2 separate regions of the Mus musculus genome follow, and region 1 is linked to region 2. The links are chromatin loops, found by intact Hi-C in ENCODE. Cell type or tissue: gastrocnemius. All regions are shown on one strand.

Evidence for each region. Hi-C counts contacts between places; a loop is a spot of excess contacts. Peaks named below come from ENCODE experiments on the same cell type or tissue, not always from the same donor. Only the 100,000 strongest peaks of a DNase experiment are listed, where the experiment ranks them.
Region 1: it touches region 2 in a loop (3-fold over the local background); 26 of 42 quality-filtered maps call a loop at or near these places.

Annotation. Positions count from the first base shown.
Region 1 is chr11:86,914,279-86,922,278 of GRCm38, forward strand. No RefSeq gene overlaps it. Among named protein-coding and RNA genes, the nearest start is that of Gm33742, 50 kb to the left of the region's middle. In gastrocnemius, CTCF peaks have their summits at 3,457 (motif pointing right) and 7,214 (motif pointing right); DNase peaks (open chromatin) are centred at 5,918, 6,362 and 6,637; H3K4me3 peaks cover 1,645 bases; H3K27ac peaks cover 4,163 bases.
Region 2 is chr11:86,991,674-86,999,673 of GRCm38, forward strand. Ypel2 (yippee like 2) reads right to left here and starts at 2,089. Exons shown (of 5, transcript NM_001005341.3): 1 at 1,919-2,089. Gm51915 (a long non-coding RNA gene) reads left to right here. Exons shown (of 3, transcript XR_003949754.1): 2 at 361-500; 3 at 670-2,664. It also overlaps Gm22387. In gastrocnemius, CTCF peaks have their summits at 2,060 and 4,120; DNase peaks (open chromatin) are centred at 1,111, 1,474, 2,115 and 4,136; H3K4me3 peaks cover 2,800 bases; H3K27ac peaks cover 4,775 bases.

The sequences.
Region 1 (8,000 bases), 77 kb before region 2:
CTCTGTAATTCCCAGGCCAGCCAAGGCTACATAGTGAGACTGTTTGAAAAAAAAATTTTTTTTTAAAGCAGAATTCTGAAGAAACTAGAATTCATGAAAAAAATTACATAATCAGGGGCACTAGGTGGCAAAAGTCCTTGTGCCCACTCACCACGCCCATCAAAGGCAGCTCGAGAGCACAGGCTTCCCACGCTGACTGTCAATGTCTTTCGGGATGATCTCAGAGCAGCACAGCGCATGTGAGTCACGGGGAGAGCAGAACCAAAGCTGACAGGAGAAGGTGCATCAGGGTGGATTCTGGGAAATTCATGCACAGCAGTCAGCTGCAGGTTCCACTTTCTAGGGTGTCAACACTGGGCCATGAGCATGGTTCACAACAAACGCTTAGCCTGGCAGCACGCCTGGCTGCCACGTGCTTTTGGTTTCCCTGATAGGCATTTTCCCCCTGCTCCTGTTTTTCTAGGGGTCTACCTGGGGGTGTTGGTTTGGTTTTGAGACAGGGATTTATGGAGTTCAGGCTAGTCTCAGACTCACAGTGACGCTAAGGATGACGTGGAATTCCTGACAGCCCTGCCTCCACCTCCTTCCTAAGTGCTGGGATAACGGGCATGTGCAATTTATCGCATGTGGTTTCTGCTGTGCTGGGGGCTCAAACATAGAGCATGCTAGGCAGCTAGACTACTAACCAAGCGGCATCCCCTGATACCATTCACTGCCTCCCTGTCTTTTGCAGGACTGGGGATTTAACTCAGGGGTTTACACCAGTGACTCTCTTGCAGAGTTACATCCCCACCTGACTACCTTTTGTTTTGCTGTTTTCCCTTTTGTTTGTTTTTGAAACACTATGTATCCCTGGCTGGCCTGGAACTAGTTATATATGACAGGCTGGCTTTGAACTCACAGAGGTCCACCTGCCTCTGCCTCTGCCTCTGAGCGCTGGAAAGAAAGGTGTATGCCGCCATGCCTGACCTAATTTTGTTTTTAATTTCTATTTGCATATATGTCTGTGTGTCTGTGTGTATCTATGCCATGTGCAAGGGGGTGCCCATGGGAGCCAGAAGAGGGAGTCAGATCTCCTAGAACGGGAGCTGCCCTAACATAGGTGCTAGGAACCAAACTCCGGACTGCTTGAAGAGCAGCAAAGGCTATTAACTCAGAGACATTTCTCCAGCCCCTGGCTTTGTCTTTTGAGAGTCTCACTCTAGACTGAACTGGACGTTACTATTTGGATTCTGGTGCCCAGTCCTGGGAGAGCTCAGGCTAACAGTGGAAATCTAGGACACAGCAGGTTGGGAGAGACAATATGTTCTCAGCCTCTCTTCTCAGAGGTAAAACCGTCCTCTCATCCATCTCCTGCCCCATTTGTACCATCCAGAGCTCTCCGATGCCACTTTGGCTATCAATAGTTGGCAGTGAGTTTTGCAATAAACAGCTGCCCAGAGTCAATCGAAACCACATCCTCCAAAAGAGCTGACAGGGGTGGGGGTGAGGGCTGGGGGAAGGGTGGGACACTCAGCTGCCTACCTGCCCTCTAATCCTTTTTCATGCCTCCTACAAAACCATCTACCAGAATTGGAAACGAGAACCATTTCACCTAGATGAGCAGTTCTGAGTATACATATGGTATTTGAGAAACGCTTAGGATGATGAGAGGAAGCCAGGAAGCCAGGAAACCAGGAAGCCATGGCAGCACCAGGACAGGGCTGGTAGCCAAGTGTGGTGGTGCACACCAGTATTCTCAGCATCTGGGAGTTTGAGGCAGGAGGATACAGAGGTCAAGGACAGCTTCCAGAGATGATGTTCCAAAATAAAGTTTTAAAAATGAAGAAGTTGTTGCATTGTTCATCATGAACAAGACTCAGCTTTCCTGCGGAGTCATAACCCCTTCCCTATTGTAGAGAAAAAGCCCCAGGGAGAGCATTGGGTAACAAACATGGCTACAGGGAAACGCAACGGAAGCCCAACCATGAGCTAGAAGAGAAGCAGTCGGGAATTGCCAGCTCTATTGAAGCCAATTTCACCTTTCCTGGTTGGTTTATTTCATGAACAGGATGCCCTCTGGGAGGCCAAACTTGCCTTTCACCTACTCCCATGGCAGACATAAGACGTGGATTTTTGGTTAGCTTTTTTTGTGCTCTCTGCTAACTGGGGACACGGAGGGAGCTGGTCCTGTCTCTACAGCCTCAGAGTGACACTATCACAGAAAGCTGTGGGCCTCTGTCTGTTCTCTGGAGACCTATATGGCTTTGATTTTTAGAGCCCTTCTACATTCGAAGTAAATGCTTGCTTTCCTCAGCCTGTGAGCTCGTGGCTGTGAGGCAAAAGTGCCTCACAGTGAAGCAACCCAGGAGAAGGTGCTTGACTGAGCAAGAGGGAGTGGGGGTCATGGTCTGGGCTCTGGGAACCTGAGTGCCTAGGGCTTTGCGGGCCTGCTTTTCCTCATGACCCTGCCTGTACACCTTTACATCAGCCTCAGCACAGTGGCTGTCACATGGCCTGGTGTTTATGGCAGAGATAACGGCGTCATGGTGATATCTCTCTGTTTGTACACTGACCCCATGGTCCAGGAATCATCACCTGGTCCATGGTAAACTCTGCCCTGTCTTTATCTGTGCAAAAAAAATACCAGGACACTTCTGCCTCAAAGAGGTTGACCCCATTATCAGCTGCTGGGGGAGAGGAAAACACAGCCAGAGTTGCTGTTTACAGCCCGAACTGTGAGTTGGGTAAAAATAGTGCTAGCCGCCTGGTCCAGCTTCAACCCCCCGGCTTCAAACTGCAGAAAGGGATTATTTTGGGAAGAGAAGATTTTCTTTTCCACCCACAGATCTGAAAATGGTCACTTCTCCGGAAGAAGAGAGACAATCCCACACAGAGATGAAACGTAGGCTTTTGTATGGCCTCCCTAGGAGATCACCCCAAGAGCTAGTCTGGCAATGCCCTCCTCTGACAGCCAGGTCTATCCCCAGCCCAGACCTGTGGGTGACCTAGTTCAAGGTACAGTGCAAGTTAATTAGCTTTGACCACAGTGAGAGAAGGCAGGCAGCTGGGCCAGGATGCCTCCTCTCTTCTGTTGACTGGTACTATTCTGAGGCCATTTGCCTTTCAAAACAAAGGGGTGGTGGGGGGACACCTGCTTTCCATTTCTCTCAGGCTCTTTACAAGCATGGTATGGCTATAAAGAGATGAACATATTCCCTTAAGCAGGGTCTGGTATCATCTGAAAGCTGTGGGCTGAAAACCTTGTGTATCCCTAGAGGTTGGGGCCTGAACCCAGGGACATGGAATCTCTTTTGGGCTCAAAAGTTGACCCATATGACACCTAGAGATGTCTTTGTCTTTCTCCCCCCTGTGCTGGGAATTTCTTAAATTTTATCATTTTTATGTGTATGAGTGTTTACCTGCATGGTTTTCTGTGTATCATGCGCATGCCTGGTATCCACTGGGGCCAGAAGAGGGCATCAGATCCCACCCTGGAACTGGATATACTGATGGCTGTGAGCAACCATGTCAATTGTGAGGTTGCTGAGAATTGAACCCATAGACTCTGGAAAAGCAGACAGTGCTCTTAACCATTGAGCAATTTCTCCAGGCCCCTGTACTGGGATTTTAACGCAGATTAAAAAACAAAAAGCTATTCTACAAACACATCTAAGCGGGCTGGAGAGATGTCTCAGTGGTTAGGAGCACTGACTGCTCTTTCAGAGGTCCTGAGTTCAATTCCCAGCAACCACATCGTGGCTCACAACCATCTGTAATGGGATCTGATGCCCTCTTCTGGTGTGTCTGAAGACAGCTACAGTGTACTTATATACATAAAATAAATAAATCTTTAAAAACTAAAGATTGTATCTAAGCACACAATAATGGTACCTGGGTAACTCTAAAGAGGCAGACACATAGGCAGACACATATGGATATCTGCTTAAGACAGGATCTCATGTAGCCCAGGCTGACCTCCATCTCACTATATATCTGAAGATGACCTTGAACTTCTGATCCTTCTGCTTCTGCCTCCCAAGTGCAGGGATTATGGGCTGGTGCCACCATGTCAGTCATTTGTGGATTCGTCTTATCACATTAAGATGTATTAGAAAGCTGCAGGAAGGAAGACCAATGTGTGGATACTTAGGTCCTTCTTAGAAGGGGGAACAAAATACCCATGGGAGGAGATACAGAGACAAAGTGTGGAGCAGAGACTGAAGGAATGACCAACCAGAGACTGCCCCACCTGGGGATCCATCCCATATACAACCACCAAACCCAGACACTTTTGTGCTGCCAACAAGAGCTTGCTGACAGAAGCCTGTTATAGTTGTCTCCTGAGAGGCTCCACCGGTACCTGACAAATACAGAGGTGGATGCTCCCAACCTACCGTTGGACTGAGCACAGGGTCCCCAATGAAGGAGCAGGAGAAAGGACCCACGGAGATGAAGGAGTTTGCAGCTCCATAGGAGGAACAACAATATGAACTAACCAGTACCCCAGAGCTCCCAGGGACTAAACCACCAATCAAAGAAAATATATGGTGGGACTCATGGCTCCAGCTGCATACGTAGCAGAGGATGGCCTAGTTGGTCATCAATGGGAGGAGCAACCCTTGGTCCTGTGAAGGCTCGATGCTCCAGTGTAGGGGAATGCCAGGGCCAGGAAGCAGGAGTGGATAGATTGGTGAGCAGGGGGAGGGGGGAGGGGATAGGGGGTTTTCAGAGGGGAAACCAGGAAAGGGGATAACAATTGAAATGTAAATAAAGAAAATGTCTAATTAAAATTTTTTTTTGAAAAACAAAGCAAAACAAAATAAAAAGAAAGTTGCAGGGAAAAAAACCCACCCCACACTAGACCAGCTGAATCAGCTGAGGTACAGGCCTGTAACACTTGCCACTGGCGAGGCTGAGGTACCATGGCAGGCTCGAGGCCTGGTCGGGCAGCAGAGTGAGTCAAAGCCAGCCTGGACAATTTAGGGAAAGTGGGTCAATGAATGAATGAATAATGAATAAATAAATAAATAAATAAATAAATAAATAAATAAATAAGCAAGCAAAGGAGGCTGGGATGTAGCTTGGTAGTGGAGTACTTGCTAAGCATGCACACAAATCCCCCAGATTATCCAGGGCTGGAATCCAATGAATTTTATTTAATCAACATTTTAGGGAGCAGGAGACGAGATCTCCTTCAGTGACCCAGGAACCAAAACAAGTATTCCAGTTTGGGAAAACATATCTAACCAATGAAAAGAATTTCTTCTGGACATCTTTAGACGATCTCATCTCACACGAACGTTCACATACAGGCTCACACACGTACACACACCCATGCACACACGCACGCATGCATGCATACACACACCTGCATCCATGGCCTCAGGGTGAGCATACAGTAGTAACGAGTCAGAGACAACAGCTGTCTGGGTGGGAGATTTACTAAGGGCCTTGAGTCAAGAGGCTGCTAGCTAGGGCCTGGCTTCTCTCCCTGGGTGTCATTTTATCCTTGTCACTCAGTCACAGCACCATTTACCTCTCAGGGGAGAGGGTGTTGATACCACTTATTGTGTCTGGTAAGACCATTCCTCCTGAGGCAGTACTCAGACTTCGAGTTATAGTCTGAACATGGCCTGGAAAACAGGCTCTAGAAACCATTTCAAGTCTCCCATGATCTTCTGGGCACGATTTAGGGATCTCTCCTGCTTCCAGGTGCTTGATAATGTTGACATGACCAAGACCCGGGGAAGTGCAGTACATTACACAAGTTACAAAGGATATCTTGTTCCCACACTTTAAGGTCCCCAGTGGCCCCCAACCTGTCCACTTCCACCTATCTGTAACAGCCACATCCCTAAGCCTTGTCACCAAGCCAGAAACAGAATCACCCTGCTCAGATGGCTCTGCCTCTGGGGAGCGCTGGCCAGTTAAAGGGCAAGGTCAGCACTGGCTGCCTGGCCAAAAGAGGCCAGAGAAATGGAGCCCCCTTCCGAGTCCCATTGACCAATGACAAGGAGAGAGAAATTGGTGCTGAGTCACAGCAACTCCAGCTGTTTGTGTACAGGGCTCCGAGACTCCTCAGGGGCCAGGGTGAGACAACTAAAAAGCCCTTTGTTCAGGACGGCTTCAGGTTTTCTGTTTCCCAAACTGAGAAATCCAGATAGTGCTGACAGCTGCCCAGGAGGGAAATGAGCTCAGGTCTGTCCCATCCACTGACCTCTTGCGAAGGATTGTAGGCCAAGGTGGCCCAGCTCTGCTCGCCAGCCTAAGTCAGCTTCCTTCTGACTCAGCTTTCCTCACCTCCCTATTAATAGCCACTGCTTTGGCTGACTCCACTCACAGTATGATTACGGTTTAATAACACATCTCAAGCGAGGAAGCAGAGCCCTTCCTGAGCTGCGTTGCCAGGGGCCTGCAGAGAGCACGCGCTGCAGCCCTGACTCCAGGGAGAGGCTGTGGCTGAGTTCTCCCAGGCTGGCGCAGAGATTGGGAGTCGAAAAAAAAAGACAAACTGCGGCTATGGGGTTGTTTCTACCCTGTGGATCTGATCCTGGTTCCGAGATGAGATAGGCATTCGGCTTGTCATCCTGCACCCAGGGATTCCTGGGCACCACTGAGAAAGCATAGCTGCTGGCATTTCTACCATGCAGGTTCCTCAGTCACCCTAGATGTCTAGTCCTGTGCCAAACTGGAGTCTCTCCGAAGGTCATCCTTTCTCAGCCTCCGCGGTAATAAGGTGACCTACTTACGGGGCTCTGATGAACTGGATGGCATGGGGTACTCTGATCACACTGAACTCCACCAAAAAAAGTTGTTTGTTTGTTTGTTTGTTTTTAATGCTTAACTCCCATCTGGTTTCTTCCCAGCAAAACCAGACAAGCTGAAACCTAGAGATGTATGATTCAAGTACACACACACACACACACATACACACCCTGTATGCATGCATACATTCTTATATGGACTGGCACACACAGAGCAGGTAAGCTAAGGGCCTCCATTGATTCCAACACAGAATGCTCCGCTATTCTCAGGGTTTCCCTTTGAAGGTCAATCAAGCCTCAGGGAAACTCTCCTATCAGGAAGGCCAAAGGGGAAACAAGGTATCAGGATGAGACTTTCGACCTGCTATGAGATCTGCCCCGCCCAAACCCCAGTATTCCATGATAATAATGGTCTTGTTCACGCAGTACCAGTTGGCTCTTCTCATCAAACTCCTTCACCTGTCCAGGAGGGGGCTGGGAGACTGTGCTTGCTCCTGCTCAGCTCAACTTCCTTCTTGCTTGCCAAAAGCCGGCTTATGCTTGCTGGCCAGAGGTCTTGGCAGAGCGAAGTAGGGCAAGCCCCAGCATGACCTGCCCCTAACCCCTAGGTGCAGCCTCTAGTCGGGCACTGACTAGGGCAAGGGCAGGAGAGGAGAGACTAGTTCCAACTTGACTGGAGCTCCTATCCATAATAGCAAGCCCAGGCTGAGTGCGGTGGTCCACAACTTGAAACCCAGCACTTAGAAGGCAGAGGCAGGTGGAGCTCTTTGAGTGGGAAGTCAGCATGAAGTATAGAGCAAGTTCCAGGCCAGCAAGGGATGTATATAGACTCTATCTAAAAGAGGCAGCTTAGAATTCCCCTCTCTGCTTCATAGGCCTTGACACCTTATAGAGAATGGTTCATATTTCCTTTCTGCACCTGTCCTCTGTGTTAACCCCAGCCTGGGTCCACCTGTAAGCAAATGGTGACCTACACACTGGAATTCATTTGCATGTCACAAAGACTGCCCACAAGGGAACAGCACTCCAACACCTGTCCAATCAGGAAAGGACTAGCCACTCAAACAATTGTTCAATCATTCTAACAGATCGTATTCTTGTTTTGAGCCAGGGTCTCCTTATGTAACCCTGGCTGGCCTGGAATCTTCTGTGGAGATTGGGTTGGCTTCACACTCAAAAGGATCCACCTGCTTCTGTCTCCCTGAGTGCTGGGATTAAAGGTGTGAGTCACCGTGGCCAACAACTGTTCCAGGC
Region 2 (8,000 bases):
TGTTTGTTTGTTTTCTGAGACAAAGGGTCTCCCTACATAGCCCTGCCTAACCTGGAATCCCTTTATACAGCCCAGGCTGACCTCAAACTTGCAGTGATCAGAACTTACCTCACGGGGTACTGGGGTTAGATATTTACCACCACTCCCGGCTGGGAAAACTAGTCACTGTTTTTCTGAGACAGGATTTCTGTGTAGCTTTAGCTGTCCTGGAACCTGCTTTGTAGACTAGGCTGGTCTCAGAGATCCCACCTGTCTCTGTCTCCCAGATGCTGGGATTAAAGGCGTGTACTGCCACTGCCTGGCAAAGGCACATATTCTTATCTGTGTTCTTTATTTTCCATTTCCCACCCTTATCTCAAGGCAAGCAGAGAGATCTAAGAAGTGATGTTACTGAACCCTAAACTAGGCAGAGCCCAACTGAGGCAGTGCACGAGCCCAGGTACCCCGCTCTATCGCATCCGACCCTGTCGTGGAATCCGGGACAAATCACAGTGCCTAAGGTAAGATTCCCCAGCTCTTCTCAGGCCGGGCTTGTAAAGAACCCAGTCACTCATCACAGCTCAGTACAAAACCGGGGGTGGGAGCAGTCATAGTTAAGTATGAACCAGTCACAATGAGATATGTGTATGAAAATGTTCTAATAAAGCCATTATTTTTGACAAATTACAGAATTTACAAAATGATGTAAAGAGAGTGAAACTTCCTCAAAGATAAGAATATCAAATGCTAAGAAAGCTGATGGACTGAACTCAGGTAAAACCTACAGCAGTGTGTGCCAAAAGGAAAAGCAACCCAATCTTACTGACCAGATCCTGTAAACCCCCAAACCAGGCAGACTACTGCAGAGCCTCAAGCATGAGGTTTACTGTAATTCCTTTGTGCCTCTAATGTTCTGTAAATGGGGTTCAGAAAAGTAATCCCTAGGCTTGTTGTTCAGTGCTCTGGACAGGGAGCCCATCTTGCGAGAACGAAGACAAGCATGAGGAACAAAAGACTAATAGGACTCCAACTCAGTGGCTCAAAGACCCTCCAACGTGGCAACAACAAATCAACAAGGAAGCCAAAAAGCAGGGCTCCGGCGCATTTGCCATTTCCAGCAGCCGGGCCGTGGAAGGCTAGGCAAACCGGAGGATGCTCGCTCAGCTTTTTAAAAACTGTGGGTAAAAGTGAAGTCAGAGGTGGCAGGCAGTTCTTTGCACGAGGGGTCCAAAGCAACAGTGCTTCCCCCTAAGTGCCAGCCAGGAGACGGGTGTAAGGTTCCACTGTTTCGGAAAAAAAAAAAAATCACCCGAAGGGAGTCAGCAACCAGGCAGGTAAACTTGAAGCAGGAAGAGAGGCAGGAGCCAGCTGCGGGAGGGACTCTCCGCAGAGGCCCCCGCAGCGAGTCTGGCAACAGAGTTCGTGCCCACCCCTTGGCAAGGCCGCAGGGGAGGCGCCGGGAAGCGTCCAGGCAGGAACTCGCTGTGGTTCCCTTGGCTTGGGGCTGCCGAAGCGCTCCGGGGACTTTAGAGGGCGACGTGCCCCAGACCCAACTATCTCAATGGAGACATCGACCATACAGCCGGGTGCCGCCGGGTGCCATCCGTGGGGGGTGGGTCACGCCGAACAAGGGAGGCGTTGGCGCTCAGGTCTCTGGGTCCCCATATTTGCCAGGCGGCTCGTCGCCACCCGCCGAGTCCCGAACCCGGAGCGCGCGCCAGTGTTTGTAAACAAACCGGTCACGTGGCTGCAGCAACCCGTTCCCCGCCCCTAGCACCCCGGGAACCTTCGGGGAGCCCCCTCGGGACCGCGACAGCACCGCCCCAGCCGAGCCCGGCTGCACGCAGCCCAGGAGCCCGACCGTCCCCAGGGCGCACAGCCCGAACTGGAGCGGAATGCGCCCCACGCCCACGCGAGCCCAGCTCGAGATCCCTCATACCTGGCGGTAGGCTGCCCGGTCCGGCCAGCGCCGGGCTCTCCGGAGTGCTTGGCGATGAAGGACTGCACGGCTGACTCTAGCGCTCCCTGCGCGCTCTTAAAGCCACAGTCTCCGCCACCGCCGCCGCCACTGCCGCTCCGCATCCCTCCGAATCCGGGCTGGGGGCTTGCCGGGTGACAGACGCGCCCCCGCGCCTATCCCATCGGCTCAGCACATAGCAACACGCCACTGGTTGGCCCTGCACGGCCGCAGCCCATCCGCCAGGAGCCAATCACTGGAGGACGGAACTCCGCCCCTGCTTTCCCTGCCTCCCGCCCCCAACCCCCACCCGCCCCTCGGCCCTGGCGGGGCGCGCGTGCGAGGAGTGTGGCAAGGTCTGGGTCCCGCCAGTCCTGGCAGCTGGCGGGCAGGGCTGGGAGAAGAGGTGATTAGAGTGGGGGAGCTCTCTGAGATAGGAGCCTGTTTGTCTGGCTTTACTGGGATTCCCAGGACCCGGGGTTATGTTGGGAAGTGGGATTTACAGTGCTTTTGTTTTGAGAACCTAGATAGTAATTCCTCGCTCCACTTTTTAAGCCACTCCTGACCCAGAGCCTAAGTTACTAAAAGTGACCCGCAGAGTTCAAGGCAGGTGTATTTAGTAAGATAGTACCAGTCTCGTCATGCCCACCCATGCCCTGCTCAGAAGCGGAGATTCTCTATTTCCTCTGCCCTGCTCGAAATTTCCTAATTAAAACTAGGAAAGGGTTGTCTGGTGTGTTCGAGTCCCTGGGTTGGATCCCCAGTACTGAGAGTGGAAGAGCATAGAGAAAGACTATAGAGAAACTGGGATCCCTATTGCTAATGGTTAGTGAGGTCTATTAGCAACAGAAAATACAATAAGAGTAGTCAAGGTGACCAAAAGGGAGGAACTGGCATTCTGGGTCAGTGGGGTGGTGCTTTTCAAGGAAGAGAGGGTTAAAAAATAAACTCATGACAGTCGGGAAGTCCAGGGAGGCACCAGGTGGGTGGAGTGGGGCAGAGTCTTCCTACCGGAAAACAGGTCAATTTGATAAAAGAATTTCTGCGGGGGGGGGGGCGGGGGAGACACGGCAGACCCACCCTTTTTTCTAAGACACTGGGATTCTGAATGGTGTTGGGGCAAAATACATGTTTTCATTGCTATTTTAGAAGAGAAAAAAACACAAGGTAATTGGACAAGGTGGTTCTCTGCTTTATAGCCCAATTATAACCCAAGGCTTGGGAAGTGTTAGAAGTTTAAGGTCATTCTTGGTTAGATCGGTCCAAGCTAGCCAGGTTACTGAAAAAGAGAAAAAAAAAAAGTTCATGCGGGGTTGGGGTGCTGAAGGAGGCCCAGGAACCTTTGGTCTCCTATCTGGCAGCAGTTTACACACAAACCCAGGCTGGTATTTGGGTAGATCCCCGGGTGACTCAAAAACGTCACCTGTCACTCCACCCAGCTGTTTTTAATACATATGCAATCAACTAAATTGTCTTCAGTGAATGTACATCGCATGGTTAGGGATGAAAAAAAGTCCCAACGTTAGTAAGAACAAAACCACTCATTTTTGCCGGCAGATACCGGTTTCAGTGTAGGGGCACTGTCAATATTTACAATTGACTGCTTTGGGAATTATAAATCCTGGAGTCCAAAAGCCTTCAGCTAACTAACCACAACCTTGAAAAGACTTGAGATTGGATCTTTAAGAAGATATACTAAATTCTTTAGATTATCAAAAGCTTGATTACCAGCCCAAGGCTGCTTTCTGAGGTTAAATTCCTCTGTGCCCTTAGGCCTTAGTACCCATCGCCTAAAAGAAGGGAGGGCTGGGATCTGGTGGTGGAACTCACAGTAGAGACTTTGCCTAAGGTTCTTGAGGCTCTGGGTTCAATACCCATTACTGCAGAAATAAATAAGGACGGCTGAAATAAGATGGTTTCTGACATCCCTTCCAACTCTAACATTTCAAATCAGGAACCAGGAAATCAAATTGGTTACATTTCTGCAATAGTGTGTTACTAAATATGTTTATATCCACGGGTTCCCTAACGCCTAACAGTAGATTCTGTACTGGTTTTAACACCCTGAGATACTGGTATGTTATGTAACAAGATTGGAGGCTACTGTTCTGTGCTTAAATAAAAGATAACATTAGCTAAAGAAAGCCTGCCTTGTGTGGGGTGCTCTGAGGACCCCTGCAGGCCTGCTGTGTGATTGCAGGAGACTGGAAGAGGCCACAGAACCACAGGGCTGAAAAACAATAGAATCAGCCAGCCAGGAAAAAAAAAAAAAAAAAAAAGCCAGATCATGCCTTCTTCCAGCCAAAGGAGCCAAGCTGTGTGAGTTGACAGAAGGGAGAACCGAAACAAAGAAGTGTGTATGTGTGTGTTGGGGGGCAGGGAGTGAGTACTAGAAACTGCTTCTCTTTCTCTCTGCACCCAAACACCTTCATGGGCCCTCAGTACACATTTACTCAGTGCCCATCTTCAGCACCTTTCCCTGTTGCCTTGGACTTATTCCGAGAACCTATGGGAGAGGAAAGAAGCCCAGGCCAATGGACAGATTGAGAATAGACAGATAATTATTGAAGCCGAGGGCCGCAACAGAGAGGATATTATCCCAGAGAGCAACAGAAAGACAGCAACAAACTTATTCAGAGTCAGAAGGCTCCCTTACAAACAACAACAATGAGACCAAAAAGGAAAAAAAAAAAAAAAGAAAGAAAGAAAGAAAGAAAAATTGGTTGGCAATAAAGGTTTGAGAGGCTCCTGGGCTCACAGGTGGTTCCTCTGCCTGCTGCCTTGGGATTGACTCCTCTTTGTGATGCTAAGCCACATTTATACATCTACTCATCCTTTCACAGTCAGTGTTTGTCTTCGCTTACTAATCCTGTGTGTTCTCACTTCTGCCACCTAAGTGCGGCTCTGGCTGTGAGCAAATCACTTTCTGCTTTTTGTTTTCTTTCTTCCTTCTTTGTCCCCACCCTCCTCTGGAGTCAGAGTCTGTATTTTGTAGCCCTGGCTGACCTGGAACTCACCCTGTAGCACAGACTAGCCTTGAACTCACAGAGATCTGCCTGTCTCTGCCTCCCCGGAGCTGGGATTAACTGTGGGCCACCACTGCCTGATGCTCTTTTCACTTAAAAAAAAAAATTGCCGGGCAAGGTGGTGCATACCTTTAATCCCAGCACTAGGGAGGCAGAGGGAGGTGGATTTCTGAGTTCGAGGCCAGCCTGGTCTACAAAGTGAGTTCCAGGACAGCCAGGGCTATACGGAGAAACCCTGTCTTGAAAAAAACAAACAAACAAAAAATTATTTTGTTGCTGGTATGTGACTGTGTACACGGAGAAGTTGGGAAAGGACAACTTGTGAAAGTCAGCTCTCTGCTTCCATTTTAGTTTCTTGTTTTGCCAAAGCAGAAAAAATAACTTTGCCATTGTTGTTGGGAAGCTAGCTTTACCTATAATCCAGTGCAATTAATAGCAGAGATAGCAAGAAACATAATAGGGGGAACAATATAACATTTAGAGTAGAAGTTCTAAAAGTTGTGTGGAGGGAAATAATCAGACTTGCCAGCTATACTGTCAGAGACCTCTATTTTTCTGTAGGATTGTCACCTCCTACAGACAAAAGATACTTGCATTTGTATACATGGTTGACTCCATAGCTTCCGTTAACCTTTTTTTGTTTTGTTTTGTTTGTTTTTTTCCAGCACTTCGCTGTGTAGCCCTGGCTGTCCTGGAACTCACTCTGTAGACCAGGCTGGCCTCGAACTCAGAAATCTCCTGCCTCTGCCTCCCAAGTGCTGGGACTAAAGGTATGCGCCACCACTGCCTGGCTAGCCGTTTTGTTTTTTTTTTGTTTGTTTGTTTTTTGTTTTTTTGGTTTGTTTTTTTATAGATATATAATGGTTATATCTGTGTGTATGGATCAGCTGCATTCAATGCTTACTGAAGTCAAAAGAAGGTGCTTGATAACCTAGAGCTGGAGCTACAACTCCTGGCAGTTGTGAGCCACCTGGTGTGGGTGCAGGGAGCTGAACCCTGGTCCTCTGGAAGGACAGCGAGGACTCTTTTCCATTCAGCCGTCTTTGCAGCCCTTTAAGATAACTTCATTCAGAGCAAAGGGATATTACAGATTGCAGAGATGTGCTATAAGTGTTGACAGCAAGCTGAGGAAGTCCTCAAGTGCCAATTGCCATCTTGCTGAGTAGAGTTACTCTTCTTATTTCTTTTCAGTGCATACTCCAGGCTACCCGTCCTCAGAGCTTTGGGCTAAATTGCCACTTACCTTTTTACACGGGTTCCAGGCCCTTTTGCTCGCACATGCCCATTTACCTTCGGAGCCATCTCTCCAGCCTCAAGGTTGTTTATACATGCCCCAGTTGTGTTTGGTTGTTTTAGATGAAGGCAAAATCTGTAGCTCAGGCTGGCCTCATAGTCGAAGCAATCCTCCTGCCTCAGCCCCCAAAATGCTGGGACTAAAGGTGTTTACTAGCAAGACAAGTTCTCTGTGTGTCTGTTTCCTGTATCTTTGTCTCTCTGTTTCTCTTCGTGTGAGGGACCATGTATATTGAGAGAATTCGGAACTGGGGCTGGCTTTGAACTTCCTGTGTAGATAAGGATTCCCCCTACCTTGAACCTCTGGAACCATAGCATTTATCCACCGTACCCAGTTTTATGCAGTGCTGGGCATCAGATCCATGATTTGGTACCCACTAGGCAAGAATTCTACCAACTAAGTTACATCCCGGGCTGGTGAGATGGCTCAGTGGGTAAGAGCACTGACTGCTCTTTCAAAGGTCCTGAGTTCAAATCCCAGCAACCCCATGGTGGCTCACAACCACCCGTAATGAGATCTGATACCCTCTTCTGGTGCATCTGAAGCCAGCTACAGTGTACTTATTTATAATAAATAAATCTTTTTTTTTTCCATTTTTTTATTAGGTATTTAACTCATTTACATTTCCAATGCTATACCAAAAGTCCCCCATATCCACCCACCCCCACTCCCCTGCCCACCCACTCCCCCTTTTTGGCCCTGGTATTCCCCTGTACTGGGGCATATAAAGTTTGCAAGTCCAATGGGCCTCTCTTTCCAGTGATGGCCGACTAGGCCATCTTTTGATATATATGCAGCTAGAGTCAAGAGCTCCGGGGTACTGGTTAGCTCATAATGTTGTTCCACCTATAGGGTTGCAGATCCCTTTAGCTCCTTGGCTACTTTCTCTAGCTCCTCCATTGGGAGCCCTATGATCCATCCATTAGCTGACTGTGAGCATTAAATCTTTTTTTAAAGATTTATTTATTTGTTATATGTAAGTACACTAGCTGTCCTCAGACACTCCAGAAGAGGGAGTCAGATCTCGTTACAGATGGTTGTGAGCCACCATGTGGTCACTGGGATTTGAACTCCGAACCTTTGGAAGAGCAGTCGGCTGCTCTTACACACTGAGCCATCTCACCAGCCCATAATAATAAATAAATCTTAAAAAAAAAAAGTTACATCCCAACTACTCTTTTTTTGTTTTTATTACTTTAAATTTAGCATATAAAGCACTGGGTTTCGTAGTGACATATTTATACATATAGATCACTGTGCTTGGTTCTAATTTGTTCCCCGCCCCGCAAGCAAGTCCCCTTTTGGATTTTGTCTAAGTTTGTTTTTTTGAGACAGGGTTTCATGTAAGCCAGGCCAGCCAGAAACTTTCTATGTAGCTGAGGATAACCTTGAACTACGGATGCTCCTTCTGCTTCAGTCTCATAAATGTTTGGGATTACAAGCCACAAGCACCGCAGTTGGTCCTTGTAACCTTTCATAGCATTGAGGATACTCCCATCTTCTGTTCCCTTTCCCTCCCACACCGCAATCCACCCTCAAGTCAAGTCAGCTTCACTTCCAAACACACATTTGCTTTGCTGGTTGGCGGTGGTGCTCACCTTTAGTCACAGCGCCAAGGTGGATTTCTGAGTTGGAGGCCAGCCTGGTCTACAGACTGAGTTCTGTGATAGCCAGAGAAATCCTGTCTTGAAAACAAACAAGCAAAACCAATTTTTTTTTTTTTTTGGCATGCCTGTCTTCATGG